Linked DNA regions of Homo sapiens: region 2 is linked to region 1. A link is an interaction called in ENCODE POLR2A ChIA-PET data of the cell type or tissue named here. Cell type or tissue: GM12878. All regions are shown on one strand.

Region 1 (2,500 bases):
TTTTTCTCTTTTTTTCTTTTGAGACAGGGTCTCACTCTGTTGCCCAAGCTGGAGTGCAGTGGTGCAATCTCAGCTCACTGCAACCTCCACTTCCTGGGTTCAAGCAATTCTCCTGCCTCAACCTCCTCCTGAGTAGCTGGGATTACAGGGGTGTGCCACTACCGCCTGGCTAATTTTTGTATTTTTAGTAGAGACAGGGTTTCACCATGTTGGCCAGGCTGATCTCAAACTCCTGACCTCAAATGATCCACTTGCCTCGGCCTCCCAAAGTGTTGGGATTACAGGCGTGAGCCACCGCGCCTGGCCAATTCTAGGTAATTTTCTTGCCCTGTCCTCCTCCATGTGTCGTCTTCCTCTTCCTACCAACCCTCCTCATGAAAGTAGAGATGGCTGCAGTAGTTCCAAGTGTCACGTCTGCAAGTCACGCCATCCAGAGACAGAGAACCTTTGTCCTGGTATTTGAAGCCACAGTCTCAAGCTCAGTCACGTGTCCAGCCTTGAATCAGTTACACTGGCTAGAAGATGAGAATATGTTGATTGACTTAGCCTAGATCACATGTTCATTTTTGGTACCCAGAACAGCATGGATTCCTTGTGAGGGCTCTTGGAAGGGAGGAGGTAGATCTATAACAGTATGTGTCCAACAAAAAGTATCCCCAGTGCTCTACATACATTCTCATTTAATTCTCCCTAGAGCCCCATGCGAATTCTTCTAATGGTTTATGGAAATGTGGAGTTAGCAAGTGATTCTGAAACTTGTGCCCATGGTAAGCACATAGCTCCTTCAGAGAAAAAAACAAATGGATCCTTTTGGTGGAGCAAATACATGAACTAATTTCATTGACATGTCAAAGTGAACCAAACCAAGGCTAGAGATGGTGGTCACAATACCAGAAACCACCATAAGAAGATATGGAAATACCCCCACACCGTTTCCTTAGTGTCCTATTTTTACCTTGAGAATGAGGTAGGCTGTCACTGGATCTTCTCCCAGTGTCCCTAAATGCTAAAAAGATAAACAAAACAAAGCAAAACTGTTTGCATGATTCAATGACTCTTGGTGTCACCTTTTCACTGTGGCTTGCTTTATTGTATTTTGGTTTGCAAAATACAATATTCAGAGGTCTTCACTGTTTACCAGTTACCTGTAACTCAGCATTTCTTTTGCACTCTATTCCTCTTTGGATTAGAAAGTTGGGATGAGGTGTAAAAAATTAGATATAAATTCCACATTGGAAAAGATGGTGAAGCGGGTAATTACAGAGAAAGATTGGCTGCTTAATTATTGTTACCTGCAGGGAAGCTGTGTTGTCTTTCTGCAGCTGTTCCTATAAATAGACTATATACAGGAATCCACCCCAGGGCAGAGTTCCTCTTTGCTTAATTTAAATTGCTGGTTTGAGGTAGTTATTTTTGAAACCCTTCTCAGGTTGACTTCCCCCTTAATCCCTAAGCCTTCTTCCCTCATCTGCCAAATTATATGTAATGCATGGCAGCTAGAGTGCTTTTGGCATTACATGGAGCCTGAGAACTTGAACTTTGATTCAAATGTTAATTTATTGTGGACAAATTTATTGTGACAAATGGTCCTCTCCCTGTGCAAGTCCTTCTGTGGACTCTGGCTCTGGCTTCACCGTCTCTGTGGCTCCTGCTGCATTTCCATAGCATGGCACGTGCCTCCCACCCTCATCAGTTTTGTTCTGAAACAGAGCCCAGCCAACTTCAAAATATACAGAGCAGTTCTTTGGGCCGACGTTGTTGAGTTTTAGTGGTATCTGGGACTTTTCTTTCTTTCTTTTCTTTTTTTTTGAGACAGAGTCTCACTCTGTTGCCCAGGCTGGATTACAGTGGCGCAATCTCGGCTCACTGCAAGCTCTGCCTCCCAGGTTCAAGCAGTTCGCTGCCTCAGCCTCCTGAGTAGCTGGGATTACAGGCACTGCCACCATGCCCGGCTAATTTTTGTATTTTTAGTAGAGATGGGGTTTCACCATCTTGGCCAGGCTGGTCTTGAACTCCTGACCTCATGATCCACCTGCCTCAGCCTCCCAAAGTGCTGGGATTACAGGCATGAGCCACCGCACCTGGCCTATCTGGGACTTTTTGTTCCAGGTGTATTTGGCTTAAAATTATAAAAAACATACAGTAACAAAAAAGTTACTCTATTGTTTTTCTTTTTAGTGTTAAATACTTCCTTATTTTATTTATGGGAGAACCTCTCATAAATTCATCTTAGTCTCTCTTTTTTGGCTTTTCATAGCCAAAAACTTGTTTTAATAGGATCAGTAAAAAAGGATATGTTTGTGGGTTCATATAAATTGCTAGTAATTAATAATAATGAATTTCTTAATTACTAGCCCTTCCTAGTTCTCTTTAAACCAGACCAACTAAATGTAGTTTCTGCTGCTTCTACAAGACCTACTGGATGTTCTAGACTAGAAGTGGGGGACATTTGTTTAAGTTGCTGAGATTTCAGTAAGGACACCAACCTTTATAAGACATA
Region 2 (2,500 bases), 1.1 Mb before region 1:
TTAAAAAACAGAATATTCTGATGGTTCCACTGATGGTTCCACTCACAGCCTTTTATTTATCTGACACTCATTGAGTTCTCCAAGTAATTTTTTTCAGGTTAACCATGTCCAATTCCCTTAACCATCCCTCACAGTAAAAACTAGACACTATGAAAAATCATAACATGCTGATGATTAACAACCAAGACAGTCCCCATCTTCAGTTCAGGCTAGTAAACAAGACAGACACCACACATAACTTGTTTCCCTTTTAAAATTAACATCTCTGAAGTATGCAGCGTGAAGCAGGGCATACAGAACTAAAGGTAATTAAAAGCAGAAGACTGCCTTTCCTTTCTTACCCTCATATCACTCTTATTAGGGGTAGGAACAGATGTAGTATTATGAGAAACTGGGTAGAATTTATAGAATAATATATGGTGGTAGACCTGGCAAACATCACCTCCTCTGGACATCCTTAATTACAAACTATTAAAAAATGAATTAGATGCACGCAAGCTTTTGCCTTAAGATCAGTGGTTTCAGGCCAGGCACAGTGGCTCACGCCAGTAATCCAAGCACTTTGGGAGGCTGAGGTGGGCAGATCACTTGACCCCGGGAGTTCAAGACCAGCCTGGGCAAAATGGCAAAACCCTGTCTCTACAAAAACTTAGGTAGGCATGGTGACTTGTGCCTGCAGGCCAGCTACTCAGTGGGCTGAGGTGGAAGGATCACTTGAACCCAGGAGGTCCAGGCTACAGTGAGCCGTGATTGCATCCTTTACTCCAGACTGAGTTAACAGAGTAAGACCCTGTCTCAAAAAAAAAAAAAAAAAAAAAAAAGGTGTTTTCAGAAACAGATTTTATGAATTTTTAGAGCTATGTTTTTAGTCCCAAAACTAAGATACAATCAGGGACCATTAATCTCATTCATAGAGATTACCTGTGCTTCTTACACTCAGTCCTCTTTAAAATGAAGCTGTCTTGTATTGTTTTAGTTATCCTTAAGTCCCTTAAGAGGAGTTCATTCTGTGATAACACACACTTGGGAGGCTTAGAAGGCACATCACAAGCATTGTCATCTATTTATTGACCAAACATCAAACAAGGGTAGGAATGAGACATTTAGGAGGAAAAACCTTTAACCTTAATCTGAGCTTCTGTACAATTTCACAGGGAACAGTCAATAGGTGGCTTTGCTATATGTAACCTATATTGTTTAGACGTGGCACTAGAGTAAAGCCAACATTGTTTACTACTCTTTGAGTTGTAAATATGTGACCAGGGGATAAAGCCAGACTCTAACAGTAGTCCAAGATCTGTAGGTTCATGAGGTTTGGGGAGGAACAAAATTTTGATGTGCTTGTTTTGCTTGACAGTATAGATCAGGACTCAGCAAACATTTTTTGTAAAGGGTCAGATAGTACATATTTTAAGCTTTGTGGGCCACATGGTCTGTCACAGTTATTCAGTTCTGCTGTTGTAGTATGAACGCAGCCATGGACACATGTAAACACGTGAGCATGGCTGTACAAAAATAGGTAGCTGGAATTTGGCCCAATGGTTTGCTAGCCCTTGGTATAGATAAATCTAAGCTAGCAAAAATTGAATTGTTTTGGTATAGATAAATCTAAGCTAGCAAAAATTGAATTGTTTTCAGTTTTATAAAATATGCAAGATCTTGAAAAAAAGTTTTCCTATTTTGCAAGTTGCCATTTTTATTGAGTGATTATCTTTTTCTTCTACTGATAAGATAAAGCTGTTTGTTTTTACCTCAGATTTCTTCCATGTGACCAAAGTGATGAAAGGATTTTTACATGCCACTCAATCATACACTATTTTGCATTCTGTAACTTCAAAATGAAACCTACCTTCTCTTGACAGGTAAACACTACACGTGAAGAGTGGTGAAAGGGAACATTGATTACTGAAGTGCCCTGGAGAGGGAAAGCACTGGTCAACATCACATGGACAAATTTCATTGTTTTCTAAAGATGGCCTGGAAGTAGTCTTTGCCACTGCTTCCTCCACAAACAGCTCTTCATAACATGGGCTGCATGAAATCAAAGCAAACTTTCCCATTTCCTACCATATATGAAGGTGAGAAGCAGCATGAGAGTGAAGAACCCTTTATGCCAGAAGAGAGATGTCTACCTAGGATGGCTTCTCCAGTTAATGTCAAAGAGGAAGTGAAGGAACCTCCAGGGACCAATACTGTGATCTTGGAATATGCACACCGCCTGTCTCAGGATATCTTGTGTGATGCCTTGCAGCAATGGGCATGCAATAACATCAAGTACCATGACATTCCATACATTGAGAGTGAGGGGCCTTGAGGCTGTAGGATGACAACACTTTGACTGTGGAGGTGCTAGTTTGAATAAATGTGACAAAAGCAAAAACTGGTGTGAAAAAGTACAAATAACTATCTGGATTTAAAAATGTGTCTACGATAATGTCACTATTATAAGAACAACTAGGATGAAATGCATTTTAAGTACTTCTATGTTAACAGCAATTTC

The links. ChIA-PET counts read pairs that join two places held together with the same protein. Peaks named below come from ENCODE experiments on the same cell type or tissue, not always from the same donor. Only the 100,000 strongest peaks of a DNase experiment are listed, where the experiment ranks them.
Region 2: POLR2A ChIA-PET joins it to region 1 with 6 read pairs; 2 of 35 experiments call an interaction of 5 or more read pairs at or near these places.

The regions. Positions count from the first base shown.
Region 1 is chr2:191,273,117-191,275,616 of GRCh38, forward strand. The region is part of intron 1 of MYO1B (myosin IB); the gene reads left to right. Among named protein-coding and RNA genes, the nearest start is that of MYO1B-AS1, 28 kb to the left of the region's middle. In GM12878, no CTCF peak of the experiment used is centred here; a DNase peak (open chromatin) is centred at 1,485.
Region 2 is chr2:190,197,835-190,200,334 of GRCh38, forward strand. It overlaps AKAP19 (A-kinase anchoring protein 19), which reads left to right. Exons shown (of 2, transcript NM_001042519.2): 2 at 1,863-2,500. The coding sequence starts at 2,027. The coding sequence ends at 2,314. It also overlaps a transcript of HIBCH not described here. Among named protein-coding and RNA genes, the nearest start is that of AKAP19, 18 kb to the left of the region's middle. In GM12878, no CTCF peak of the experiment used is centred here; no DNase peak of the experiment used is centred here.